2 separate regions of the Homo sapiens genome follow, and region 1 is linked to region 2. Evidence: chromatin loops called from intact Hi-C (ENCODE). Cell type or tissue: PC-3. All regions are shown on one strand. Links, peaks and the distances in the headings refer to the core of each region. The heading gives the core; the rest is flanking DNA.

Region 1 (14,555 bases), core at 5,902-13,901, 65 kb before region 2:
CAATGAGCATGGCTACCACCTCTTCCAGGCTATGCGGCTTGGGGTTGAGGAGATAAACAACTCCACGGCCCTGCTGCCCAACATCACCCTGGGGTACCAGCTGTATGATGTGTGTTCTGACTCTGCCAATGTGTATGCCACGCTGAGAGTGCTCTCCCTGCCAGGGCAACACCACATAGAGCTCCAAGGAGACCTTCTCCACTATTCCCCTACGGTGCTGGCAGTGATTGGGCCTGACAGCACCAACCGTGCTGCCACCACAGCCGCCCTGCTGAGCCCTTTCCTGGTGCCCATGGTAAGCTGGAGCCTCAGACCTTTGCCCATCTCCCTTCAGGCAAGTCTGGGCTGGGGCATGTGGGCAAGAGCTGCTGTCCCCCCCAAGGCTGCCTGCCCCCTGGATCTCTTGGGTGGTCACTGCTCTTTAGTCACAAGTCAGGGGTCCCTGCCCAGCGTGGTTCCTGCCCCAGCCTTCCTCTCTTTCCAGAGCTGCTTCCAGATCCCTGCCTCCACTCTCATGGGAAAACCCATTCTCCTTGGGAACTACTGCCACTCAGCTGTACCCCTGCTGCCCTCCACTTCCCTCCTCCCTCCAGAGGTTCCGTTGCCTTTGTTAGGAATGGACATCCTGGACGGGCGCTGTGGCTCATGCCTGTAATCCCTTGGGGAGGCTGGGCAGATCTCTTGAGGCCAGGAGTTCGAGACCAGCCTGGCCAGTATGGCGAAACCCCATCTCTACTAAAAATACAAAAGTTAGCTGAGAGTGGTGGTGTGTGCCTGTAATCCCAGCTACTTGGGAGGCTGAGACAGGAGAATTGCTGGAATCTGGGAGGTGGAGGTTGCAGTGAGCTGAGATTGCACCACTGCATTCCAGCCTGGGTGACAGAGTGATACCTTGTCCCCTCCATCCTCCCCCCAAAAAAGGACACCCTTTGCTTCCCACCCCATAGACTGCTCCACATCATCCCAGTCTCTCCTGCCTGCCTTTCCTTCTTCCCTCCTGGCTCAGAGGTGCTGACATGCCTCACCTTGCTGATGTCAGTCCTGTCTCTGTGCTTATTCTTGCCCTGTACCTTGGACCACAGCCCCTCCTTGGCTTATGGATCCTTCCCCATGGGTTCCTGCCTGGCCTGTGGTTGCCCTCATTCCTCTCCCTCTTCCAGGCCCTCTACCCTGAGCACTGACTCCCTGCCCCTTCCCATGGGAGTTTCCTGCTGGCCTCTCCCTGCCCTCATTGACCCTCAGCCCGATTCTGTCCCCACCACTCTTGCTTTCGCTGTGAGCTGGGGCACCTTCTAGGTATCCAAATCCTACTTTGCAGTCCTTCTTTATCTTAGGTGACTTGTGATTTTTTTTTTTTTTTTTTTTTGAGACACAGTCTCACTCTGACACTCAGGCTGGAGTGCAGTGGTGCAATGTTGTCTCACTGTCTCCCAGGCTCAAGCAATCCTCCCACCTCATACTCCTAAGTAGCTGGGTCCACAGGCATGTGCCACCATGCCTGGCTAATTTTTGTATTTTTTGTAGAGATAGAGGTCTCACTATGTTGCCTAGACTGGCCTTGAACTCCTGGGCTCAAGCAATCCACCTGCCTTGGCCTCCCAAAGTGGTGAGATTACAGGCATGAGGCACCGTGCCCTTTGTGACATTTTTGACCAGTCCTCCTATGAGAGTCTTTCCTTGGAATTTATGCCCCCCTCAGCCCCCTGCCCCCACCTGGCTTTCACTTGCAGCTCTTCTCTCCTTTTGCCCCACTTCCTCTGAAAAGGTAGGTGATTCCCCGGAGCAGGCTTCGCCCTCCTCTCCTCCCCTTTTCCAGTTCCCAGGCAGGCTGTGGGCTCGTGGTTTAACCTCCCATTCTCAGTCCCCTCCCCTCTGATCTGAGCCCCTGATGCTGGCCCAACATTGCCACATCATGGACCCAGCAAGGCCCAGATTGACCTTACCTCCCTACACAACAAAAGCCTCTTTTCTTCCTGTATTAGCCCCAATCCTCTGGTGGAGGGTAGTGAGGGAGTGGCCATCACCCTGGAGTCCTGCCCACTGCTGCTCCTCCTTGCCCTGCTCCCCACCTTTCATCCTTTCTGGCCTCCTTTTCCACTGCCACAGCCACAGCTGGAATTCACACCAGCATCACCCCTCAGCTAGATTCTCCCATCAGTGTCCTAAGGCTTCCCCCTGATTTTAGTCTTAAATTTCTTCTAACTCATTCCTCACTGAAGTCAGAGATACGCTCATGAAATGCAAGTCCCGGCCGGGCACCGGGCGCGGGGGCTCACGCCTGTAATCCCAGCACTTTGGGAGGCTAAGGTGGGCAGCTCATGAGGTCAGGAGTTGGAAACCAGCCTGGCCAACGTGGTGAAACCCTGTCTCTGCTAAAAATGCAAAAATTAGCCAGGCGTGGTGGCAGGCACCTGTAATCCCAGCTACTCAGGAGGCTGAGGCAGGAGAATTTCTTGAACCCAGGAGGCAGGGGTTGCAGTGAGCCAAGATCACGCCACCGCACTCCATCCTGGGCGACAGAGCAAGACTCTGTCTCAGAAAGAAAAGAAAAAATGCAAGTCCGAACATAGCACTTCTCTGCGGACATCCTTAGGGACTCCCTGTGGCTTACAGCAGTGGCCCCCAACCTTTTCGGCATCAGGGACTGGTTTCGTGGAAGACAATTTTTCTAAGGACGGGTGTGTGAGGGGTTGGTTTCAGGATGATTCAAGTGCATTACATTTATTTATTTATTTATTTTTATTTTTATTTTTATTTTTTGAGACGGAGTTTCGCTCTGTCGCCCAGGCTGGAGTGCAGTGGCGCGATCTCGACTCACTGCAAGCTCCGCCTCCCGGGTTCACGCCATTCTCCTGCCTCAGCCTCCCGTGTAGCTGGGACTACAGGCGCGCGCCACCATGCCCGGCTAATTTTTTTGTATTTTTAGTAGAGACGGGGTTTCACCGTGTTAGCCAGGCTGGTCGCAAACTCCTAACCTCGTGATCCACCCACCTCGGCCTCCCAATGTGCTGGGATTACAGGTGTGAGCCACTGCACCCGGCCATAATGTATTAATATAATAAAATAATTATACAACTCACCATAATGTAGAATCAGTGGGAGCCCTGAGCTTGTTTTCCTACAACTAGATGGTCCCATCTGGGGGTGATGGGAGACAGTGACAGATCATCAGACATTAGATTCTCATAAGTAGCGTGCAACCCAGATCCCTCGCATGTGCAGTTCACAGTAGGGTTCAAGCTCCTACAAGAATCTGATGCTGCTGCTGATCTGACAGGAGGGGAGCAGCTGTAAATACAGATGAAGCTTCGCTTACTCACCAGCTGCTCACCTCCTCCTGTGAGGCCCGGTTCCTAACAGGCCACTGACCTAACTTCTGCCCTGACCTACACATGCTTCTCTTCTTCCTTGCAAACTGCCTCCAGTGGAAGTCCCTGAAGGTCCCCAAACACACGGGACTATTTCACTCCTATGCAGGTTTTGTCTCCTTTGCTTGGAATGCATCCCCTCACCCCTTGTCCCCAGGCAGATTCCCACCCCTCCCCCAGAACCTGCCCCAGTGGAGCCTTCGCAGGTGATTTGTCAGTTTCACAGGCTGAGGGGTGCTCTCCTGGTCTCCCCGGCTCCCTGTATCCCCACACCCAGCACAGGGCCAGGCACTGGGGGGGCCTTCAGTGGAGACTGAAATGGCTGAACGGGACCTCCCATAGATTAGCTATGCGGCCAGCAGCGAGACGCTCAGCGTGAAGCGGCAGTATCCCTCTTTCCTGCGCACCATCCCCAATGACAAGTACCAGGTGGAGACCATGGTGCTGCTGCTGCAGAAGTTCGGGTGGACCTGGATCTCTCTGGTTGGCAGCAGTGACGACTATGGGCAGCTAGGGGTGCAGGCACTGGAGAACCAGGCCACTGGTCAGGGGATCTGCATTGCTTTCAAGGACATCATGCCCTTCTCTGCCCAGGTGGGCGATGAGAGGATGCAGTGCCTCATGCGCCACCTGGCCCAGGCCGGGGCCACCGTCGTGGTTGTTTTTTCCAGCCGGCAGTTGGCCAGGGTGTTTTTCGAGTCCGTGGTGCTGACCAACCTGACTGGCAAGGTGTGGGTCGCCTCAGAAGCCTGGGCCCTCTCCAGGCACATCACTGGGGTGCCCGGGATCCAGCGCATTGGGATGGTGCTGGGCGTGGCCATCCAGAAGAGGGCTGTCCCTGGCCTGAAGGCGTTTGAAGAAGCCTATGCCCGGGCAGACAAGAAGGCCCCTAGGCCTTGCCACAAGGGCTCCTGGTGCAGCAGCAATCAGCTCTGCAGAGAATGCCAAGCTTTCATGGCACACACGATGCCCAAGCTCAAAGCCTTCTCCATGAGTTCTGCCTACAACGCATACCGGGCTGTGTATGCGGTGGCCCATGGCCTCCACCAGCTCCTGGGCTGTGCCTCTGGAGCTTGTTCCAGGGGCCGAGTCTACCCCTGGCAGGTAAGAGAGCCCACCCCAGCACCTCCTGTCAGGGAGAACAGCCAATCCTGAGATGAGCAGAGTGGGCACTCTCCGGTCACTCTAAATGCCAAGGGGGATAAATGCCACTAACTTGAGGTTTTTTGTTTTGTTTTGTTTTGTTTTTTGAGACAGTCTGGCTCTGTCACCCAGGCTGCAGTGTAGTGATGCGATCTCGGCTCTCTGCAACTTCCACCTCCTGGGTTCAAGTGATTCTCTTGCCTCGGCCTCCTGAGTAGCTGGGATTACAGGCACCCACCACCATGCCTGGATAATTTTTCTTTTCTTTTTTTTTTTTTTGAGATAGAGTCTCGCTCTGTTGCCCAGGCTGGAATGCAGTGGTGCGATCTTGGCTCACTGTGAGCTCCGCCTCCCAGGTTCACTCCATTCCCCTGCCTCAGCCTCCCAAGTAGGTGGGACTACGGGCGCCCGCCACCACGCCCAGCTAATTTTTTTTGTATTTTGAGTAGAGACGGGGTTTCACCATGTTAGCCAGGATGGTCTCAATCTCCTGACCTTGTCATCCGCCCACCTCGTCCTCCCAAAGTGCTGGGATTACAGGCGTGAGCCACCGCACCCGGCCTAATTTTTGTATTTTTAGTAGAGATGGGGTTTCACCATGTTGGCCAGGCTGGTCTCGAACTCCTGGCATCAAGTGATCCTCCTGCTTCGGCCTCCCAAAGTGCTGGGATTACAGGCATTAGCTCTCTTCTCTTAGACAGATCTTTCTCTCTGATCCTTGCCTTCTCTCACCCACTGTGTCTTGGAAGTGTCAAGTGATAAGATCCAGGGCTAAAACTGTCTGTAAAGGAGTGTTTGTTAGAGGCCTCCTCTCAGGAGGTTGGTGGGGAAGATTGAGGGGCTTCCTAAGAAGGAAGGGACGAGACCTTCCTGATGGGCTGAAACCACCAGGACGGAAACCCAGGAAGGCCCCAGGCCCTTGCTTCTGGGACCATGTGGGTCTGTGCTGTCTGTGGTGGCTTCATGATACGCGTTTCTTTCAGCTTTTGGAGCAGATCCACAAGGTGCATTTCCTTCTACACAAGGACACTGTGGCGTTTAATGACAACAGAGATCCCCTCAGTAGCTATAACATAATTGCCTGGGACTGGAATGGACCCAAGTGGACCTTCACGGTCCTCGGTTCCTCCACATGGTCTCCAGTTCAGCTAAACATAAATGAGACCAAAATCCAGTGGCACGGAAAGGACAACCAGGTAATGGGGATGTGGCTACTCACCATGTAACTGGCTTATGGGCAACCTAGAGCCTGGGGGTGATGCTGACACAGTGTACAGGGAGCAGGAGGGGGGCCCCAGGGGTCCAGCTGCCACCACTCTACCCATCCTGGCCAGGGAAGCAGGGAAGACACTCCGTAGGCGAGTGTGCAGATGCCCTGGGGCGGAAGTTCACACGACCAGGGGCCCTGCCCTGGGAGTGAGCCCTGAGGGCAGATGCACAGAGATTCTGTTTTCTGTTCCACATGTGAGCTGTCCTTTGACTTGGGCCCCTACGTGTGGCCCCTCTGGCTTCTTACAGGTGCCTAAGTCTGTGTGTTCCAGCGACTGTCTTGAAGGGCACCAGCGAGTGGTTACGGGTTTCCATCACTGCTGCTTTGAGTGTGTGCCCTGTGGGGCTGGGACCTTCCTCAACAAGAGTGGTGAGTGGGCAATGGAGCAGGCGAGCTACCCAGCACTCCCGGGGGCTGCACGGTGGAGGGAGGGCCTCCCTTGGGCCCCATGTGCCCTGCCCCAGAACCAAGGCCCAGTCACTGGGCTGCCAGTTAGCTTCAGGTTGGAGGACACCTGCTACCAGACAGAATTCTGATCAAGAGAATCAGCCACTGGGTGCGGTGGCTCATGCCTGTAATCCCAGCACTTTGGGAGGCTGAGGCGGGTGGATCACTTGAGGTCGGGAGTTCGAGACCAGCCTGGCCAACATGGTGAAACCCCATCTCTACCAAAAATATAAAAAATTAGCTGGGTGTGGTGGCGCGTGCCTGTAATCCCAGCTACTCGGGAGGCTGAGGCAGGAGAATCACTTGAACCCAGGAGGCGGAGGTTGCAGTGAGCCAAGATGCATTCCAGCCTGGACCACAAAGCGAGAATTCGTCCCCCCAAAAAAAGAAAGGAGGCCGGGCGCGGTGGCTCACACCTGTAATCCCAGCACTTTGGGAGGCCGAGGTGGGTGGATCACCTGAGGTCAGGAGTTCGAGACCAGCCTGACCAACATGGTGAAACCCCATCTCTACTAAAAATACAAAAAAAGTTAGCCGGGCGTTGTGGCGTGTGCCTGTAATTCCAGCTACTCGGGAGGCTGAGGCAGGAGAATTGCTTGAACCCGGGAGGCGGAGGTTGCAGTGAGCCAAGATTGCACCATTGCACTCCAGCCTGGGCGACAAGAGAAAAACTCTGTCTCAAAAAAAAAGAAAGAAAGAAAGAATTAGCCAACTGAAAGCCTTAGACTGAGGTGTGTCCTCTGTTAGAGAGCTGTCATCACAACTCCTACAAAAGCAGTCGTATCCTGAATTCAACCTCTTTCTCTAAATGAATATAGCTATTGTTCCCTTTGTGCCCTCTTGTCCTACTGTCCCTTCTGTTGCCCATGCCAAAGACAGCTAGCTCCTTGAACAGCTTGGCCTGAATACAGATACTAGCGTGTCTGCAGCAGAGAAAAAAACAGCATTCCCCATCCAGAAATGCAAGGTCAAGAACAGAGAGCAAATTAGGTAGCTAAGGACTCAGGTCCTTAGTTGGTGTCCAGGGGCCACATTCTTTCCTTTCACCATCTCTGTAGGGACAGGAATACTTCCCTTCTGTCCTCAGAGGGTCAGGACTCAGAGAAACCACAGAGCAGCAGCTCAGGAAAGTGGTTCATGGAAATGCTGGCAAGAGAGAGGGGTTACAATGCCCTCCCTTGGGAGCAGGCTGCTCCCATCAGATCGTAACCTCTCTGGTATGTGGGCAGAGCTACCAGGTTAAGGTCCTCCCTAGGGTTTGCAAAACCCTCATGGGATCATGAGCCATACAGAACCGACCTGTGTGTCTCCAGAGTCTGTAATTAACACAGGCATTTTGAGGAAATGCGTGGCCTCAGGCCCCACTCCCGGCTACCCCCATCCCACTATGCCTAGTATAGTCTAGCTGCCCTGGTACAATTCTCCCAGTATCTTGCAGGCCCCTATTTCCTATTCCTACTCTGCTCATCTGGCTCTCAGGAACCTTCTTGGCCTTCCCTTTCAGACCTCTACAGATGCCAGCCTTGTGGGAAAGAAGAGTGGGCACCTGAGGGAAGCCAGACCTGCTTCCCGCGCACTGTGGTGTTTTTGGCTTTGCGTGAGCACACCTCTTGGGTGCTGCTGGCAGCTAACACGCTGCTGCTGCTGCTGCTGCTTGGGACTGCTGGCCTGTTTGCCTGGCACCTAGACACCCCTGTGGTGAGGTCAGCAGGGGGCCGCCTGTGCTTTCTTATGCTGGGCTCCCTGGCAGCAGGTAGTGGCAGCCTCTATGGCTTCTTTGGGGAACCCACAAGGCCTGCGTGCTTGCTACGCCAGGCCCTCTTTGCCCTTGGTTTCACCATCTTCCTGTCCTGCCTGACAGTTCGCTCATTCCAACTAATCATCATCTTCAAGTTTTCCACCAAGGTACCTACATTCTACCACGCCTGGGTCCAAAACCACGGTGCTGGCCTGTTTGTGATGATCAGCTCAGCGGCCCAGCTGCTTATCTGTCTAACTTGGCTGGTGGTGTGGACCCCACTGCCTGCTAGGGAATACCAGCGCTTCCCCCATCTGGTGATGCTTGAGTGCACAGAGACCAACTCCCTGGGCTTCATACTGGCCTTCCTCTACAATGGCCTCCTCTCCATCAGTGCCTTTGCCTGCAGCTACCTGGGTAAGGACTTGCCAGAGAACTACAACGAGGCCAAATGTGTCACCTTCAGCCTGCTCTTCAACTTCGTGTCCTGGATCGCCTTCTTCACCACGGCCAGCGTCTACGACGGCAAGTACCTGCCTGCGGCCAACATGATGGCTGGGCTGAGCAGCCTGAGCAGCGGCTTCGGTGGGTATTTTCTGCCTAAGTGCTACGTGATCCTCTGCCGCCCAGACCTCAACAGCACAGAGCACTTCCAGGCCTCCATTCAGGACTACACGAGGCGCTGCGGCTCCACCTGACCAGTGGGTCAGCAGGCACGGCTGGCAGCCTTCTCTGCCCTGAGGGTCGAAGGTCGAGCAGGCCGGGGGTGTCCGGGAGGTCTTTGGGCATCGCGGTCTGGGGTTGGGACGTGTAAGCGCCTGGGAGAGCCTAGACCAGGCTCCGGGCTGCCAATAAAGAAGTGAAATGCGTATCTGGTCTCCTGTCGTGGGAGAGTGTGAGGTGTAACGGATTCAAGTCTGAACCCAGAGCCTGGAAAAGGCTGACCGCCCAGATTGACGTTGCTAGGCAACTCCGGAGGCGGGCCCAGCGCCAAAAGAACAGGGCGAGGCGTCGTCCCCGCATCCCATTGGCCGTTCTCTGCGGGGCCCCGCCCTCGGGGGCCGGAGCTAGAAGCTCTACGCTTCCGAGGCGCACCTCCTGGCCTGCACGCTTTGACGTCACGTCCGGCGCGGAGACGGTGGAGTCTCCGCACTGTCGGCGGGGTACGCATAGCCGGGCACTAGGTTCGTGGGCTGTGGAGGCGACGGAGCAGGGGGCCAGTGGGGCCAGCTCAGGGAGGACCTGCCTGGGTGAGGAGGGCGCGGGGTGAGGGAGGGAGGGGCTGCGGGCCGCCGTGGCTGCCTTCCGCTCGGCCGCTCGGGACCTGTGGGCGCGGCGTGGGCTTCGCTCACCTGTCCCCGGCTGCCGCCCTCCGCCGTCCGGGATCCTCTCACTGTGCCGGGCCAGTCCGTTCGCTCTCATCCCATGTCTCCTTTCCCCAAACTTGGATTTTTCTCACCAGGCCCTTCTTCACGACCCTGGCCCCCCATCCAGCATCCCCCCTGGCCAATCCAATATGGCCCCCGGCCCCCGGGAGGCTGTCAGTGTGTTCCAGCCCTCCGCGTGCACCCCTCACCCTGACCCAAGCCCTCGTGCTGATAAATATGATTATTTGAGTAGAGGCCAACTTCCCGTTTCTCTCTCTTGACTCCAGGAGCTTTCTCTTGCATACCCTCGCTTAGGCTGGCCGGGGTGTCACTTCTGCCTCCCTGCCCTCCAGACCATGGACGGCTCCTTCGTCCAGCACAGTGTGAGGGTTCTGCAGGAGCTCAACAAGCAGCGGGAGAAGGGCCAGTACTGCGACGCCACTCTGGACGTGGGGGGCCTGGTGTTTAAGGCACACTGGAGTGTCCTTGCCTGCTGCAGTCACTTTTTCCAGAGCCTCTACGGGGATGGCTCAGGGGGCAGTGTCGTCCTCCCTGCTGGCTTCGCTGAGATCTTTGGCCTCTTGTTGGACTTTTTCTACACTGGTCACCTCGCTCTCACCTCAGGGAACCGGGATCAGGTGCTCCTGGCAGCCAGGGAGTTGCGAGTGCCAGAGGCCGTAGAGCTGTGCCAGAGCTTCAAGCCCAAAACTTCAGTGGGACAGGCAGCAGGTGGCCAGAGTGGGCTGGGGCCCCCTGCCTCCCAGAATGTGAACAGCCACGTCAAGGAGCCGGCAGGCTTGGAAGAAGAGGAAGTTTCGAGGACTCTGGGTCTAGTCCCCAGGGATCAGGAGCCCAGAGGCAGTCATAGTCCTCAGAGGCCCCAGCTCCATTCCCCAGCTCAGAGTGAGGGCCCCTCCTCCCTCTGTGGGAAACTGAAGCAGGCCTTGAAGCCTTGTCCCCTTGAGGACAAGAAACCCGAGGACTGCAAAGTGCCCCCAAGGCCCTTAGAGGCTGAAGGTGCCCAGCTGCAGGGCGGCAGTAATGAGGTACTGTGCCCAGGGTGTTGGGACTGGGGAGACAAATAGAGGGAATAGACACTTTTTTGGTATAATAGGGACCCTGGGCTGGGTGTGATGGCTCACTCACGCCTGTAATCCTAGCACTTTGGGAGGCCAAGGGGGGTGGATCACTTTAGCTTGGGAGTTCGAGACCAGCCTGGGCAACATGGCGAGGCCTCATTTGTACAAAGACTATACAAAAATTAGCCGGGTGTGGTGGCACACACCTGTAGTCCTAGCTACTCAGGAGGGTGAGGTGGGAGGATCACTTGAGCCCAGGAAGTGGAGGTTGCAGTGAGCTGAGATGGTGCCACTACCCTCCAGCCTAGGCGACAGAGCAAGATCCTGTCTCAAAAAAAAAAAAAAAATATGTGGACCTTAAGACAATCTCTGTTAATGTGGGTTTGGAACAGGCTTTCTCCAAAGGAAGCTGGTGACCTCAGGCTGACCTTTCTGCAAGCCCCAGCTGTTCACGGTTGCCACCTTCCTGAGAGGAGTGGGCAGCATCAGGGTTACAGGTGTTTCCCCAGGGCAGTGTTTCCAGCTGAGCTTCCAGTTCCCCACAAACACAGCCACTTTCCTCTGAATCCAAGATTCAGATGCTCTGCCTTGGGCCCCTGAAGGAACTTGTCTGATGAAGGGACTTGTCAGGGTTGGGGCTTGGGATGGAACTGGAGCTGGGTCCCTACAACTCCTGCTGATTCATTTGGTGACGCCACCCCCTCCTGCTGCCTATTGTGCTCTAGTGGGAAGTGGTGGTTCAAGTGGAGGATGATGGGGATGGCGATTACATGTCTGAGCCTGAGGCTGTGCTGACCAGGAGGAAGTCAAATGTAATCCGAAAGCCCTGTGCAGCTGAGCCAGCCCTGAGCGCGGGCTCCCTAGCAGCTGAGCCTGCTGAGAACAGAAAAGGTACAGCGGTGCCGGTCGAATGCCCCACATGTCATAAAAAGTTCCTCAGCAAATATTATCTAAAAGTCCACAACAGGTAAACGTTCTGTTTTTCTATTTTCTTTTCCTGTCTGCCATTCCCACGTTGGGGGAGGGGTCCTGCACTTCCCACTTCTGGGTGAGGTAGGGGCTGGGGGATCCATCTCAGACCCACATAGTGTCTGGCCTTGGTACACCTCTGATAATCAGGAAGTGAGAGCCTGCTTTGGGTTGGATTCTTCTTCCTTGCTGTCCTGTGAGTACTCTGGTTGGAGATGGGTTTGTGTACATCTTGTCAACAGGTTCCACCCACTGTGGACCTTGACCTCCAGCTGGTCTCTGCTAACAGAATGAGAAACCTGTGGCCCCTGTGCTAGAGCTGGGGCCCAACCTTAGGTGTTTCTGAAGCCTGGCAGTGTGGGCTTGAAGCCTGGCAGTGTGGGCTTTGGGCCACAGTGCCAAGCCTTGGTTCAGTGCTACCTGCGTTTCCAGGGAAGTGTTCACTCTGGGGTGTCAGTGGGGCATTCAAGTCTATTTGTCTAAACCTTCAGCGTCCAATAAAGTAACCAGGAACTCCAGGAGCTATTACAATTTTTATTTTTACATTTAATGGAGACAAGGTTTTGCTCTGTTGCCCAGGCTGGTCTCAAACTCCTGGGCTCAATCGATCCACCCACCCTGGCCTCCCAAAGTGCTGGAATTATAGGTGTGAGCCACCATGCCCAGCCCCCAGGGGCTATTTTATGTTTTTTGTTTGTTTTTGTTTTTGAGTTGGAGTCTTGCTCTGTCACCAGGCTAGAGTGCAGTAGCGTGATCTCAGCTCAGTGCAACCTCTGCCTCCTGGGTTCAAGTGATTCCTCTGCTTCAGCCTCCCAAATAGCTGGGATTACAGGCACATGCCACCACACCCGGCTAATTTTTTGTATTTTAGTAGAGACGGGGTTTCACCATGATGGCCATGATGGTCTCAATCTCCTGACCTTGTGATCCACCCGCCTTGGCCTCCCAAAGTGCTGGGATTACAGGTGTGAGCCACCATGCTCAGCCTATGTTGTTTTTCATTTTATTTTATTTTTTTGAGACGGAGTCTCACTCTGTTGCCAGGCTGGAGTGCAGTGGCATGAGATCGGCTCACTGCAACCTCCGCCTCCTGGGTTCAAGCGATTCTCCTGTCTCAGCCTCCCGAGTAGCTGGGATTACAGGTGCCTGCCACCACGCCTGGCTAATATTTGTATTTTTAGTAGAGATGGGGCTTCACTATCTTGGCCAGGCTGGTCTTGAACTCCTGACCTTGTGATCCACCTGCCTCGGCCTCCCAAAGTGCTGGGACTACAGGCATGAGCCACTGCGCCCAGCCTGTTATTTTTTTTTTTTTTTTTGAGACAGTCTCACTGTGTCGCCCAGGTTGGAGTGCAGTGGCATGATCTTGGCTCACTGCAACTTCTGTCTCCCAGGTTTAAGCGATTCTCCTGCCTCAGCCTCCTCAGTAGCTGGGACTACAGGTGCGCACCACTACGCCCAGCTAATTGTTTTACTTTTTTTTTTTTTTTTTTTTGAGATGGAGTCTCCCCTCTGTCGCCCAGGCTGGAGTGTGGTGGCTCCGTCTAAGCTCACTACAACCTCTGCCTCCCAGGTTCAAGCGATTCTCCTGCCTCAGCCTCCTGAGTAGCTGGGATTACAGGCACGCGCCACCACACCTGGCTAATTTTTTTGTGTGTGTTTAGTAGAGACAGGGTTTCAGCATGTTGGTCAGGCTGGTTTCGAACTCCTGACCTTGTGATCCACCTGCCTCAGCCTCCCAAAGTGCTGGGATTACAGGCGTGAGCCACCGTGCCCAGCCATTTTTTTACTTTTTAGTAGTGATGGGTTTCACCATATTGGCCAGGCTGATCTCAAACTCCTGACCTTGCGATCCACCTGCCTTAGCTTCCCAAAGTGCTGGGATTACAGGCGAGAGCCACCGTGCCCAGCCCCCAGGGACTATTTTAACTTAAAATTTAAAATTAAATAAAAATTCAGTTCCTCAGATACGTTAGCCAAATCTGAAGTGGTGAGGAACCACGTGTCTCCTGGTGGCTGAATCGGGCAGTGCTGACATAGCACATTTCCATCATCGTGGAGAATCCCCTTGGGCGGCACTGCTTTGGAGTCCCTGCAAGGCCTGTGGGGATGGCGGCCCAGTGGCATGCCTTCCAGTCCTGCCACTCCCAGCCAAGACATCACTAGTCTATCATGGTGTGTTTTCTTGCCATGCCAGGTTGGGCGGCACACTAGTAATCACCTAGAATGGGAGCCAGGGGGAAACCCGTTCGCTGTCCCTGTGCACCGTGTTCAGGGCAGCTGCTGCCAGTGGAATGCTGGGATAACCCCAGTGTCGGGGGTCCTGGGGCAGCCTGTGTACTGCTGGATGCTTGCTTTCAAGTACTCTGCTGGGGTAAGACTCTGGGGCAGTTTCCATCCCTTCCTTGGGCTTCAGCTTGCTGGACTGGCCCTGAGAACTGGGAGGGGATGGCTTCATGAAGTCATTTTGATGGGGGATGAAGATAGTTGCTGTAGAGGAAGAGGATGAGAGAGCTGCTTGGCCTCTGGAAGGTGGGAGGAGCTGTCGCAGGCTGCACAGGGGCTCTGAGGTCGAGTTCGTTTAGTTCATTGATTAAGCAGTCTACCAGGTGGCCAGCAAGGCTTTGTGGGTGCTTGGGATGCATTTAAGGGAACTAAACAAAGGTGCTTGTGCAGCCGACCTGCTTGCCAGGCAATGCAGATAACAGATAAGTCCATCTGCCTGCAGTAGACGGTGAGGAAGTGCTGCCGAAGAAGAAAAAGCAGAGGCGGGCCAAGGGGTTGGGGAGTTGTGAGTGGGGTTCGATTGCGATTTTAAGTAGCCAGGGTCTCTAGAGTCTTACTGAGAAGGTGAGATTTAAGCAAAGACTCAAAGGAGGTGAGGAAGTTGACCAAGTGGGTGACTGGGGAGCATCTGGGCAGAGAGAAGAGCCAGGGCGCTGGGGTAGGAGGATCCTGGGGGCGTGACAGGCAGCAAGGAGGCACATGCCTGATCCAGGTGGCCAGACGACACCCTGGGAGAGAAGCAGGCAAGGGGAGGGCTGCCTGCGCCTTGATAGGCCTCCCGGGCCCTTTCTCTGAATGGGGAAGCACTGGGGATACGTGAGCCAAGAGGTACTGAGGTCTGACTTAAAGGTCCTTCTGGCTCCTGAACTGAAACCTGTGGGGGAGGCA
Region 2 (14,555 bases), core at 3,836-11,835:
TAAGTGGAGAGCCAAGTTGTTGGAGAAGAGAAGTCTGACCTCTAAGGCCCTGAGACCAACATGTGGGGTGTGGAGTGTGTCCCCTACAGCCCTCGCTTGGGAACGGTGGGGCAGCACTCACAGCGGACTCCGCCTCTTGCTTCTTCTGCAGCACATCGGTGGCGGCGCTTTCCCTCTGCTTCTCCAATTCCCTTACGCGAGAGGAACACAAGCCCCACGTTAGCGCGGCGCTGCCCAGCTTCCAGCCAACACAGCCCCTCCCGTGCTGGACCCGAGCCCAGCAAACAGTCTGTGATCTTACTGGAGTTCAGTTGTAGAACTTTAAAAAATATTCCCACGACAGTCTCAGGCAAGTCTGTTAGTCACAGGCTGGCAGCTTTCATTTTATCCTTAGATGGCTCTGCCCCACCTCCTCACCAAGCTGACGGGACACCGACTGTCAGTCTCTTTGGAAAGAAGACCCCACCACAGGAGAATTTCAGGAGATCCCACCAACCTTGTGGGATTATTATTTTTTTAATTTTAATTTTAAGATAGAGATGGGGGTCTCACTATATTGCCCAGGCTAGTCTCGAACTCCTGGGCTCAAGTGATCCTACTGTCTCGGCCTCCCGAAGTGCTAGGGTTACAGGCGTGAGTTGTTAAATAACACTTTTGGTAGGAACAACTAATACCACTTTAGACACACAGATCCGCTTTCCTGTAACAAAGTATGGGCCTTGGGGTCAGCATATGCCTGTCCTCCCTTCTGAGAGAAGGCTGGGCCAGCACATGTCTTGTTCTAAGCCTCAAGCCTCCTAGGGAATTAGGATTCTGAGTCCAAAGGCCAGACGGGCCCAGAAGAGGAGATTCATTCCTTTATCTGAGATTCTCTAAGTGCAATGCTTTACTAAATGAGATATTATAAAGTAACAAATCTATACCAGCTCTCAGTTTTCTGTAGAGATGCTTGCACTAATAATTTAGGTTTCACGGCATGCCCCAATGGATTATCTAAGAAACTGCAAAAACGTTGTGTTTCTGTGACTTTCAAGACTCTAGTTAACGCAGGCCCCTCACATACGGATCCAGAACGCATTCCTCTTAAACTCAGCGCTGGGAAAGGAGAAAGGAAAACTTCTTCTTTCTTGAGGCCATGGTTTAGAGGATCAACACTTTTTTTTTTTTTTTTTTTGAGACCGAGTCTTGCTCTGTCACCCAGGCTGGAGTGCAATGGCGCAATCTAGGCTCACTGCAACATCCACCTCCCAGGTTCAAGCAATTCTCCTGTCTCAGCCTCCCAGGTAGCTGGGATTACAGGCACGTGCCACCACGCCCGGCTAATTTTTCTATTTTTTTAGTAGAGACAGGGTTTCACCATGTTGGCCAGACTGGTCCTGAACGCCTCACCTCGGGTAATCCACCTGCCTCAGCCTTCCAAAGTGCTGGGAATACAGGCGTGAGCCACCACGCCCAGCCGAGGCCCAACACTTCTATAAACTCCAGTCCTTTCTGAGAGTAAGATTTACAAACGAAGAGATAACAGCAGTCCAACTACGGACAATGAGGAGAAATAGTTAACATTTACCAATCGTGACCCAGACATCAGCCTAAGTGCTTTACATGCATTACTTAATTCAGGTTTCCTCATCACCCGACGCAGGAGGCTCTGTTATCCTCTCCATTTTAAGGGTGAGGAAACTGAGGCACAGGGCTGGCTAGTGACATGCCCATGACGTGTCAACTCACTTCTCTTTCTGAGCCCTGAGGTATGGTTTGATGATCAGACGGTGCATGGCAAAGTAGACCACTAGAGGCCCCACGGTGGCATAGAACATGGCGCTGGGCAGAAGCTGGTCCGTCAAGTGAATAGGGAAGAAGTATGTCTGACTGGCCCTGTTGAGCCTGGGGAAAAATACAAAAAAAAAAAAAAAAAAGCCAAGATGAATCAGGTTTTCCAGGGAAGGGCAATGGGGTGTCAGGCACAGGAAGAGAACTTGTGCTGCGTGCAGCTGCGAGTTAAAGGAGCCTGCAGTCTGCTCCTTTCACAGTCCACCACCTTCTGGCCTCCCGTTCCAAAGTCTGGCTGATGGATCTGACACTGTGACAGAAGAAAGATCCCAGTGTCTGCTGACCTCAAGCCAAAGCAACAAGAGGAACACTTCACGGGGTCAACGTCCCCTACAGGTGCATTCAGTCATAGGCTGGAGAGGACAGGAATGGGCTCCTCCAGATGTCACTGGAGAGTCACATCTCAGTTCTTAACTGAGGTTTCCAAAGAAGTTAGTGAAGACTTCAAAAGTTAGTCAGTTAAGGAGGTTCTGCTTCCAGTGGTGGCTGAGTAAAGTAGCTCCTATTGGACCAATGTGTAAACTCTGGACCACATATAAAAAATTTGGCCAGGCGTGGTGGCTCACGCCTGTAATCCCAGTACTTTGGGAGGCTGAGGTGGGCGAATCACCTGAGGTCAGGAATTTGAGACCAGCCTGGCCAACATGGTGAAACTTCATCTCTACCAAAAATACAAAAATTAGCCGGGCGTGGTGGTACCTGTCTGTAGTCCCAGCTACTCGGGAGGCTGAGTGAGGCGGGAGAACGCTTCAACCCAGGAGGCAGATTGTACCACAGCACTCCAGCCTGGTCAACAAGAGGAAAAGGACTGAGGATGCATGGACAGAATCTCAGAAACCCGTGGAAGAGTGTTAAGTTTAATATATTGGTAATTAGAGCCCCAGTGAGGAAAAGGAAATTTACAGATGCAAGAAGTTTAGGAAACCCCAAGCATCATAAATACAACAACAGCCTTATCTATGTACATCACAAACTGCTGAAAAGCCAGAAAAAGAAAACATGCTGAGTAGCCACTGACAATACCTGATCACACTCTTCCAGAATAAAAGCTCTTCCAGAATAAAAGCAATTCCAGAATTGATAAAGAACACTCAAAACTTGGCCAGGCTCAGTGGCTCACGCCTGTAATCCTAGCATTTTGGGAGGCTGAGGCAGGAGGATCGCTTGAGGTCAGGAGTTTGAGACCAGCCTGGCCAACATGGTGAAACCCTGTCTCTACTTAAAATACAAAAATTAGCTGGGTGTGGTGGTGGGCGCCTGTAATCCCAGCTACTCAGGAGGCTGAGGTAGGAGAATTGCTTGAACCTGGGAGGTGGAGGTTGCAGTGAGCCAAATGCACTCCAGTCTGGGGTGCAAGAGCGAAACTCCGTCTCCAAAAAAAAAAAAAATATATATATATATATACACACACACACACACACACACACACAAACAGAGACAGGTTAAATGTGAATGGGTAAAAAAAATAAATAGTAAGCATAAGAAGACTAAAAAAGCTATATAGTAACAGATAAGGTAGACTTCAAGACAAAAATTTTTTTTTTTTTTTGAAGTGACAGGGTCTCACTCTGTCATCTAGGCTGAGGGGCACAATCACAGCTCACTACCACCTTGAGCTCCTGGGCTCAAGTGATCTTCCTGTCTTGGCCTCCCAAAGTGTGCGCGCCACTGTACTGAGCCTTCAAATATTATCTGAGGAGAGATGGCTGACGCCAGCTCTAATCTAGGTAAGTGATTTGGCTTTGTTTCCAAAACTGAGCTGTGATCCACTTTGATTCACTCACTGAGTTCCTCTCAAGTACCACGATGGGTTTTAGGTTCTAGAAGTGCGGGTGAGAATAAAATGGACCAAGTCCAAGAGCTTATGTCTGATGAGGAGTGCAGGAGATGGCCCTTCAGATGGAGACTGGCTCGTTGGAGATTGAACATGGCAAACATGGTGGGGGGGATCACCTGGGGCAAGGGGAAGGGCTACTATGTTATACAAGGTGAATTAGGGGACATTTGAGCAGACAGCAGATACTTACAGGGAGTGAAGGAAATGGCCACGTATTTATCTGCAGACTGAGAAATAGCAAAGGCCACCTCATAAGCAGGAGGGGGCCTGGTGTGTGCCAGGAATAGCTCCAGGGGGTCAGGATGGCTGGGGTTGGGGTAGAGAGGAGTACTACATCACGGAGGGCATTGTAGGCTCCAAAGTCTCTGAAGGGCTTTGGCCTCCGACTGGAATTGAGGGAACCTCTGAGGTTTTAGGCAGAAGACAGACGTGAACTGCCTTCAATTTTAAAAAGGACTCTCCTACGGAAAGCAGACACACAAGGAGGGAGACAGGTTCCGTGGGGAGGGTGCTGTGTAACTAAGACAAAGATGCTGGCCGCAGTGAGGTTGAGAAATGGCGAGACTGGGGATACAATTTTGGAGTACATGTTCAGGAGATGATTTTGAGATATGTATGATTTGGAGTGTGGGAGAGAAAGAGATCGAGGCTGACTCCAAGGTTTTTGGACAGAGCAAGTAGAAGGCCAGAGCTCTCATTTACTGAGATAGGAAAGGAGGCTGGGCGCTGTGGCTCACACCTGTAATCCTAACACTTTAGGAGGCCGAAGCGGGAGAACTACTTGAAGCCAGGAGTTCAAAACCAACCTGGGCAACCAAGTGAGACCCTGTCTCTATAAAAATAAAATAAAAAAAGAGAGAGAGATGGGAAAGACTTCGGGCAGAGCAGGTTCTGAAGGTTCTTCGTTTCTGGGGGCACAGGGAGGGATCGAGTTCTGTTTGGATACGTGACATCTGAGATGCTGTTAGGTATCCAAGTAGAGATTAGGAAGAGAAAGCTGGACAAATATATGAGCTGGAGATTGAGGGGGTGGTCCAAGCTGGCACTTGCAACGTGAGTCCTCAGGGCATGAGAGCCATGAGGCTGGACATGACTGCTTGGGAGTGAGTCGAGAGAGAAGGGCTGTGCCCTGCAGTGGTGCCTCCATTTAGGGGTTTGGGAGACAGCAGCCATCTGGTACGGAAAGCCAGAGCAGGGCGTGGTATCCTGGAAACTCAGGGCAGAGAGGCTGTAAGGGCAGGAGGGAACGGCCACCGCGACAGCAGGTGCAGAGACCAAATGAGATGAAGAAGAATCACCCTCTGATCTGCCACAGGAGGGAGGGTGCCCCACTGATGAGGTGAGAAAGGCTGATTCTGGAGAGGGCTGGTTTTGCTGGAGAGGCCTGACTGGAGCACGTTTAGAAAGAAAGAAGACGGATGCAAGCGAAAACAGACATTTTTTTTTTTTTTTTTGAGTGGAGTCTCGCTCTGATGCCCAGGCTGGAGTGCAGTGGCGCCATCTCGACTCACTGCAAGCTCTGCCTCCCGGGTTCACACCATTCTCCTGCCTCAGCCTCCCAAGTAGCAGAGACTACAGGCGCCCGCCACCACGCCCGGTTAATTTTTTGTATTTTTAGTAGAGACGGGGTTTCACCGTGTTAGCCAGGATGGTCTCAATCTCCTGACCTCGTGATCTGCCCGCCTTGGCCTCCCAAAGTGCTGGGATTACAGGTGTGAGCCACAGTGCCCGGCCAAAACCAGACAACTCTTTTGAGGAACTAAGGAGAGGACAGTGACTAGACTCAGGTGGAGCAAGGGTATGTGTGCCAATGGAAACCCCTGGTGAGAGGGATGAACCGATATGGCAGCTGCTACTGGAGATGCTGTGCCCGGGGGATAGCTGCCAGGCCAGTGACTCCAGGAGGACTGGGCTGCTAGGATGCATCCTGTGACATCAGGCGAGGCTGCTGGAGCTCAGACGTACACCTCACTCACTCGGTGTTGGAACTATGCACTGCTTGACATTTGCTTACTCAGCAAAGACACAAGCAACTGTATTTTTTTTTTGAGATGGAGTCTCACTCTGTCACCCGGGCTGGAGTGCAATGGAGCGATCCTGGCTCACTGCAAGCTCCGCCTCCTGGGTTCAAGCGATTCTCCTGCCTCAGCCTCCCGAGTACCTGGGACTACAGGCACCCGCCACCACCCCTGGCTAATTTTTTGTATTTTTAGTAGAGATGGGGTTTCACCATGTTAGCCAGGATGGTCTCGATCTCCTGACCTCGTGATCCACGGCACCTGGCTGAATTTTTTTTTTTATATTTTTTGAGACGGAGTCTCACTGTCCTCCAGGCTGGAGTGCAGTGGCACGATCTCCATCTCAGCTCACTGCAACCTCCGCCTTCGGGTTCAAGCAATTCTCCTGCCTCGGCCTCCCAAATAGCTGGGATTATAGGCGTGTGCCACCACGTCTGGCTAATTTTTGTATTTTCAGTAGAGATGGGGTTTCACCACGTTGGCCAGGCTGGTCTCAAACTCCTGACCTCAGGCGATCCGGCCGCCTTGGCCTCCTAAAGTGCTGGGATTACAGGCATAAGCCACTGCACCTAGCCAAGCAACTGTGTCTTTAAGAACAAAATTACAATGCAAAGGCTATTTCAGCCTTAACTTGGGTAAAGCCTGGTTGAGTGAAGGTGACAGGCATTCCTTGACCCGAAAGGCCTAAGTTCAACTTACTTGACTTTGAGAGAAACACCCTGTGGAACTCCAACGCTGACAGCTGCACCCAAAACGCTGTGCCTGGAGATCTTCCTCTCAGCTCCGTACTCCACCACCGTCCCAAAGAAGCCTGCTCTGCAGGGAGAGAACGCGGTCTGTGCCTGTGCCCCTCATTCATCACTTCAGGGGCAGCTGTCATTTGAGAAGAGGCCAGGTACCTTCCCTTCCCTCCCTCCAGCCTCCTCGACCCCCAGGGAGCAGATTCATGACAGAAGAAAGTTGGGACACCCATGGTCTAGTTCTTCCACAACACTCTCTAAGCTCCTCAAGGGCTGGGACTGTAGTGTTAAATCCCCCACAGCCTCAAAATAGGAAGCTCTCCAAAAATGTCACACACACGTAGATATTCACACGAGCAAGGTGTCTTACACCAACTGGTTCCACTGTGAAGACCCGCATGCAGTACCAGTGTGCTTCCATTTTAGCCAGGCCAGGACTTACTTGAGGGATCCTTTCACACGAGTCTGATCGTCATCTTGGAATTTGTGCTGATAGCTGATCAGTGCAAAGGAGTGAGGGATTCCCAGCTGGGGAGACAGAGGGTGCAAGGATGCGTGGCTAGGGCGTGTGACTCTGTGGGGAGATGGGTATCTGCCCTCCCACTAGCTCTGGGCATCTGCTGCACACAGGCCTTTAAGGCAGGGGTCACGGTCTGGCAGCCGCAGTGAGTGCACCATGATTTATTAGCAGCCAGTAATTAAAAAGTGGGAGACTTCACTGAAAACCCAGTTTTCTAGCTTCTCACAAGAAATAAAAAACTCTGGTGACACTGAGCCTATGCTCCTAGGTGGCAGCGGCTGGTGAGAGCCAAGGAGCAGTGGCCCGTGTGGGGCTTCTCATGTACCAGCCCTGGTGTGGCCACAGGGGCGTCCGAGGGCATGATTCTGCTATGGGGCTTCATCTGCCCGCCCCCAATTCCGTGGGTGGCTCCCACCAGACATTAAGATGTTGTTCTGCTTTAAGATGATCCAACAAAGCTGCCCCAGGCGCCTGAAGGCAACTGCATTTCATACTCGAAGGTTCCACCAGGTCACTCGAGTGTGAGCACCGAGAGCCTGCCCCTCAGGGCCCTGTATGGGCTTAGACTTAGTGGTGATCAGGACGCAGGATTTAAGGGGAGCACTGAGTGCTTGGGAGGAGGGGTCCTCCCAGAGCTCTGTCTGCAGGAGATGATGGCTGCTCGGCTCACCTGCAGGGCCACAGTGAAGTGGCTGGTTTTAGTGTCTCGGACGATGCTAGTGTTCATGGCTGACTGGATACCCCATCGCCACTGCAGGTAGCCCACGGTGTTCTTGTCTAGGTTCCGAGCTAGGACAGTGGTCAGGCCGGGTCGGATTCCACGGGATGAAAACTGCAGAGCACAGTTTGTTGTCACAAAGCTGGAGAGACACAGAGACAGAATAGGTCCTGGATAGCACCTGCTCTCAGCTGTTCTGTTACTTCCTCTCTGCCTGGCTAAGACCTCACTTACTGTCACGTCTATGCATCCCTGGGCCAGCTCCCAGTAAAAAAAAAAGCAGGAGGTCAGGCCTCTATCCACACAGAGGGGGAGGGTCCTAGCCAGAATCTTCCTAGTAACCTCCCGACTCCCCTCAGCCGCCCTAACTTTAGCTACAACCAAATAGGCACCTGACTGTCTGCATTCCTATGCCAGCAGATGCAACCCCACTCAAGTTAGAATGGATGGGGGCCGAGGAGTGCAAGTCAGAATCACCAACGGAGGGTCTCATATTAAGCAGTCCAAGACAGTGGTGCTCATACTGCACGCTGGAATCACCTGGCTCATCCACAAATCACGGCTGGTGGCTTCTTCGCCGGCATGCTGATTCCTTCAGTGTGGGCTTGGAGTGCTAAGTGTCCCAATGATTCCAATGTGCAGTAGAGTTTGAGAATCACTTACCTAGAGGACACCCCAGACCTATGGAACCAGAATTTCTGGGTGGAGGCATCAGTATATTTTTGGAGCTGCTGTGTGATTTCTGATGTACTAGTGACCACAGCTGGGTACTAGTGACAGAAACTACAGGCAAAGCGAGCACAGGAAACCGGTTCCCGAAAAGAGCCTCTGCAGTTTCTTTCCAAGGGAGTCCAGCCCCATCTTCTGGTTGAAAAGAGGTATTTCATTTTACTAACAGAAATTCACACTTCATTCAAGGTGCTGAAGGGTAAACTAACAGCTGGTTTCTTTAATAAAGAGCTCCACATCAATTGCCTAAGTTTCTTTCTCTCCTTTCTAAGCTCTGGAGGTGATGTTTATGCCATTAAAATAACAGTAGGCAGGCTCATTGGCTCACACCTGTAACCCCAGCACTTTGGGAGGCTGAGGAGGCAAATTGCTTCACCCCAGGAGTTCAAGGACAGCCTGGACAACATGACAAAACCCCCATCTCTACAAAAAAGACACAAAATTAGCCAGGTGTAGCGGCACGCCCTGTAGTCTCAGCGACTGAGGAGGAAGGAGCACTTGAGCCTGGACAGGTCTTTTTTTTTTTTTTTTTTTTTTGACGGAGTTTCGCTCGTCCAGGCTGGAGTGCAGTAGCGTGATCTTCTCAGCTCACTGCAACCTCCGCCTCCTGGATTCAAGTGATTCTCCTGCCTCAGCTTCCTGGGTAGCTGGGACTACAGGCGCCCACCACCATGTCCGGTTAATATTTTGTATTTTTAGTAGAGATGGGGTTTCACCATGTTGGCCAGACTGGTCTCGAATTCCTGCCCCCAGGTGATCCACCTGCCTCAGCCTCCCAAAGTGCTGGGATTATAGGCACGAGCCACTGTGCCCAGCCAACAGGTCGATATTTTTGATTTAAGATGGCTTATTCGGCCGTAACTCCATCGTAAATCAAGGAACATCTGCAACTTGATCCAAGGATTAGAGGACCGTGGTTAGCAGACATCCATAACTAACCTGGCCACTATATATTAAGAAACTGGGCTAGTAGGCCGGGCGCGGTGGCTCACGCCTGTAATCCCAGCACTTTGGGAAGCCGAGGTGGGTGGATCACAAGGTCAAGTGATTGAGACCATCCTGGCCAACATGGTGAAACCCCGTCTCTAGTAAAAATACAAAAATTAGCTAGGCGTGGTGGCATGTGCCTGTAGTTCCAGTTACTTGGGAGGCTGAGGCAGAATAGCTTGAACCTGGGAGGTGGAGGTTGCAGTGAGCCAAGACTGCGCCACTGCACTCCAGCCTGGTGACAGAGCAAGACTCCGTCTCAAACACAAAACAAAACAAACAAAAAAAAGAAGCTGGCATCCTTGGTCACACATCACCCCCTTGTTTATAAATCAGTTGTCCTTCCGTTTAAATCTGCTCAAGTCTAATAAGCTCTGAGTAGTAAAACTAAATTCAATTTCCAAACCTGTAAATGCTGATGATCAGTCCACCCCAAACTCTTGGTGACCACTCAATGAATAGACACTGAGGCTCAACCAGAACAAAACGGCCAAAAGATTTTGCTTAATGAAGTGTCTCCCAAGCTTGTGTGACCTTAAGAATCACCTGGGGCGCTTGAAACACCTAGATTCCCAGTCCCCTCCCTCATAAGACCCAAAGCAGCTTTTTTTCTTTTTTTTGAGACAGAGTCTCGGCTCTGTCGCCCAGGCTGGAGTGCAGTGGCACGATCTTGGCTCACTGCAACCTCTGCCTCCCGGGTTCAGGCAATTCTCCTGCCTCAGCCTCCCAAGTAGCTGGAATTACAGGTGCCCACCACCACGCCTGGCTAATTTTTGTATTTTTAGTAGAGACAGGGTTTCACCATGTTGGCCAGGCTTGTCTTGAACTCCTGACCTCAGGCGACCCGCCTGCCTTGGCCTCCCAAAGTGTTGGGATTACAGGCATGAGCCACCGCACCTGACCAGCATTTCTTTTTTCTTTTGAGAGAGGGTCTTGCTCTGTCACCTAGGCTGAAGTGCAGTGGTGTCATCATGGCTCACTGCAGCCTCGACCTCCTGGCCTCAAGCGATCCTCCCACCTCAGCATCCCAAGTAGCTGGGATTACAGGTGTGTGCTACCACACCTGGTTAATTTTTATATTTTTTGTAGAGTCAAGGTTTTGCCATGTTGCCTAGGCTGGTCTCAAACTCCTGAGCTCAAGTGATCGTCTCACCTGGCCTCCTAAAGTGCTGGGATTACAAGCATGAGCCACCACACCCTGCCCCCGAGGCGGCTTTTAACCAGCATCTGGGGTGACCAATCTAAGTAGACAGGGTCAGGACAACACTGATGTGTATACAGATGCTGTTTCCCTGCTGTTCTCTTCTAAGTATGAATCCCGGTCCCCTTTGCAGACCCAGTAGGTGAATCCAATTACGTAGAGCAGGGGACTGTGGAGCTGTGTTGTGAGCAGCACCCAGGTGATGCCCCATGGCAGCATGTCCCACATTCCTTCCATCTTTTAAAAAAAATTTTTCTCGGTGGCAGTCTTGCTCTGTCGCCTAGGCTGGGGTACAGTGGTGCAATCTCAGCTCATTGCAGCCTCAACCTCCCGGGTTCAAGCAATCCTCCCACCTTGGCCTCCCAAAGCCCTGGGATTGCAGGTGTGAGTCACATCGGCTCCTTTTCCTCTTCTTGTGTCTGGAAGCACTGCTTTTTTTTTTTTGAGACAGAGTCGCCCAGGCTGGAGTGCAGTGGCGCGATCTCGGCTCACTGCAAGCTCCGCCTCCTGGGTTCACGCCATTCTCCTGCCTCAGCCTCCCGAGTAGCTGGGACTAAAGGCGCCCGCCACCGCTCCCGGCTAATTCTTTGCATTTTTAGTAGAGACAGAGTTTCACCGTGTTAGCCAGGATGGTCTCGATCTCCTGATCTCGTGATCCACCCGCCTCGGCCTCCTAAAGTGCTGGGATTAGAGGCATGAGCCACCGTGCTCAGCCAGGAAGCACTGCTTTGGTGCCTAAGCGGCCTCCGCCTGCCCCACAGGCCACGTCCTCCTGTTTCGCAGGCTCTCTCCCAACTTCTCCTGCTCTCCCTACAACAGGCTGACCTGCAAGCCTGCCTGTGTTCTCTGCCCCATGCCCCACAGACAAACGACCAGACTAGTGGGCAGGGATTAGGTCAACCCCTGCAGAGCGTGGCAGGCACACAGATACATGTCTCATTGGAAGTGTAATAACTAACTTTTTTTTTTTTTTTGAGACAGTCTTGCTCTGCTGCTTAGGCTGGAGTACAGTGGTGTGATCTTGGATCATTGCAACCTCCGCCTCCTGGGTTCAAGAGATCCTCCCACCTCAGCCTCCCAAGTAGCTGGGACTACAGGCAAGCGCCACCATGCCTGGTTAATTTTTATATTTTTAGTAGAGGGGGTTTCGCCATGTTGGCCAGGCTGGTCTCGAACTCCTGTACATGTTTGTACATGTTTGTACAGCCTACAATACATGTTTGATAAGAAAGTTATTCATGCCACTGTGCCTGGGCACAGTGGCTCACACCTGTAATGCCAGCACTTTGGGAGGCCAAGGTGGGAGGATCACCTGAGGTCAGGAGTTAAGAGACCAGCCTGGCCAACAAGGAGAAACCCCAACTCTACAAAAATTAGTCAGGCATGGTGGTGCACACCTGTAGTCCCAGCTACTCAGGAGGGTCACCTGAGCCTGGGAGGTTGAGGGTGCAGTGAGCCAAGATTGCATCACTATTCTCCAGCCGGGGTGACAAAGTGAGACCTGTCTCAAAACAAAAAACATATACTCCAGGCTTGCTGAAGTGGCTCATGCTTCTAATCTCAGTGCTTTGGGAGGCCAAGGTGGGAGGACTGCTTGAATCCAGGAGCTTGAGACCAGCCTAGGCAACATAGAGATAACTTATCCCTAAAAAAAACTAAACAATGAGCCAGGCATGTTGGCACACGCCTGTAGTCCTAGTTTTTCGGGAGGCTGAGGGAGGAGGACTGCTTGACCCCAGGAGTTCAAGGCTGCAGTGGACTATGATCGGACTATTGCACTCTAGCCTAGGCAACAGAACAAAACCTCGTCTCTAACAAAAATAAAGTAAAATAAAATAGGCCAGGCGTGGTGGCTCACGCCTGTAATCTCACCACTTTGGGAGGCCGAGGCAGGTGGATCACCTGAGGTCAGGAGTTCGAGACCAGCCTGACCAACATGGTGAAACCCCATCTCTATTAAAAATACAAAAATAGCTGGGTGTGGTGGCACACGCCTGTAGTCCCAGCTACTCGGAAGGTTGAGACAGGAGAATAGCTTGAACCCAGGAGGCAGAGGCTGCAGTGAGCCGAGATCACACCACCGCACTCCAGGCTGGGCAAGACAGAGCAAGACCCTGTCTCCAAAATAAATAAATAAATAAAATAAACTCCATGTGCTCCATTCTAGGACTCCTTCAGCTATATCTTCCTCTGGAAGAAAGAGGTATTATTTACCCTCCACCAATTCTTTTATCTGAGCTCACACAGACATCACTGCACCCACCATATAGGAAATGAAGACACTGCTGTCGTTCTAGAAGGGACAGGGATATACAGTTCTAGGAGTGTGACATGGCAGCAGCAGAGACGACAGGAAGCAGAGGCTGGCTGGGGACTACATCTCTGGCATATGTCAATCAACCCGATGATGAGGCAGTCTGTCATTCTCTGGGACAATGGAACGATCCATAAGTCTGTAAGTGTTTCGGTCCACTGACCAACTCTCCCTGAAGGCACTCTTTCTCCGTGGCCTTGTGGCATAGGTAAGGGAGGTGCGAGACCTGGATGGTGCAGCCTGGCCAGGGCTGGGACAAGGGTCCGGCCCCCTCAATCCTGCCTCTTCCCACCTGCACACTGCCTGGGCTTCACGCCAGTGCTATACCTGCCCTTGATGTACGCAGTGACCTTGTAGGACAGACAAGATAGTGCCAACCACTGTGATAAAAAGAACACACAGTTCTAGTCTCCTAAGCCAACAAAGACCACCAAAGAGGAGCTGCTGTCTCTCATATTTACCATCTTGGTGTGAGATTACGGAACAGCTTGAGACCGAACAAAGGCCCCTGTAGGTCTCCAGCTCCAAATTCCAACTGTTTGAAAAGGAAAAAGAGAAGGCATTAATGGTGTTTTATCTCATAGCAGCAACCCAGGCTCAGGTATGTACCTCTAGGTATAATTCCTTCATTCAATTCACTGGTCTTGCCAGGGCTCTAAAAGAAGGGGGTGGAAGATTGTTAATGTCTCATCTTAACCTTTGCCAAATGGAGCTGTCTGCTGCCACAGATCCAAAGGAGACCCAGGCTTCAAAGGCACATGTTTCATTGGTGTCCCTCCAAAGAAAAAACTGCTCCCCTCTGTTCCTTGCCTCCCAGGCTGAGGTCAGGAGACCAGCTGGCTCCCCCTACCCCTCCCGGCGCAGCCCCCCGCCACCTGCAGAGCACCGACTGCGGTCCGGTGTGCCCCCCACCCCCGCATGCACTGCCGACTCCTTTTCATTTTCATCCTGCGCCAAATGTCTCCCAGGTCACTGGGGCGGTCCTCAGGAGCCTGATGTTAAAGCCCAGCCGCGGTTCCACACCCGCACAGCCTTGGAAGTCACAGCTGAGCCTGGCTGCCGTGTTTACTAGTCTGGGTGACTTTCAAGCAACTCTTCAATGTTAATTTGATGCAGCTCAATTTGCTCGGCAGAACTGGCTGTTAAATGGCCACCAATCAGTGAACCATCACGCGGAAGAGAGCACCTGCCTTCTGAATTGTGCAGGAAAAAGAGCCCACAGGCTTTTTGCTCAAAGGGAACAAACACACGGAGTTTCAGAGGCTGGATTTCTAGAAGTTGGCATCTCATAGGAAACCTTGTTTTTCTATGCCAATTTTAAACTGTGAGGAAGACTGACAGGACTTCTCAGATATGAGACCTATTTATTTATTTATTTTTGAGACGGAATTTTGCTCTTGTCCCCCAGACTGGAGTGCAACGGCGCGATCTTGACTCGCTGCAACCTCTGCCTCCTGGGTTCATGTGATTCTCGTGATTCTCCTGCCTCAGCCTCCCAAGTAGCTGGGATTACAGGCAGGTGCCACCATGCCCAGCTAAGTTTTGTATTTTTAGTAGAGACGGGGTTTCACCATGTTGGCCAGGCTCATGAGACCTATTTTTCTTTTAGGACCAGTCAACTTATGGAAGCTTGACACTTGGTACCGTTCTTACACAACAAC

Evidence for each region. A loop is a pair of places that touch in the nucleus more often than their neighbours do. Peaks named below come from ENCODE experiments on the same cell type or tissue, not always from the same donor. Only the 100,000 strongest peaks of a DNase experiment are listed, where the experiment ranks them.
Region 1: a loop joins it to region 2, with 9 times the contacts of the local background. A loop is called at or near these places in 10 of 110 quality-filtered maps.

Annotation. Positions count from the first base shown.
Region 1 is chr1:6,570,921-6,585,475 of GRCh38, forward strand. TAS1R1 (taste 1 receptor member 1) reads left to right here. Exons shown (of 6, transcript NM_138697.4): 2 at 1-295; 3 at 3,711-4,472; 4 at 5,495-5,707; 5 at 6,030-6,150; 6 at 7,733-8,835. The coding sequence ends at 8,664. It overlaps ZBTB48 (zinc finger and BTB domain containing 48), which reads left to right and starts at 9,074. Exons shown (of 11, transcript NM_005341.4): 1 at 9,074-9,216; 2 at 9,621-10,379; 3 at 11,138-11,379. The coding sequence starts at 9,690. LOC107984912 (a long non-coding RNA gene) reads right to left here and starts at 8,513. Exons shown (of 3, transcript XR_002958250.1): 1 at 8,427-8,513. RefSeq lists enhancers at 8,458-9,157, 11,618-11,667 and a silencer at 9,209-9,338. In PC-3, for the core only: CTCF peaks have their summits at 10,068 and 13,406; DNase peaks (open chromatin) are centred at 9,001 and 11,131; H3K4me3 peaks cover 3,402 bases; H3K27ac peaks cover 843 bases.
Region 2 is chr1:6,638,174-6,652,728 of GRCh38, forward strand. DNAJC11 (DnaJ heat shock protein family (Hsp40) member C11) reads right to left here. Exons shown (of 16, transcript NM_018198.4): 7 at 13,356-13,429; 8 at 7,616-7,805; 9 at 6,868-6,953; 10 at 6,385-6,501; 11 at 1,729-1,884; 12 at 122-191. Among named protein-coding and RNA genes, the nearest start is that of THAP3, 21 kb to the left of the region's middle. RefSeq lists an enhancer at 7,940-8,439. In PC-3, for the core only: a CTCF peak has its summit at 8,522 (motif pointing left); no DNase peak of the experiment used is centred there.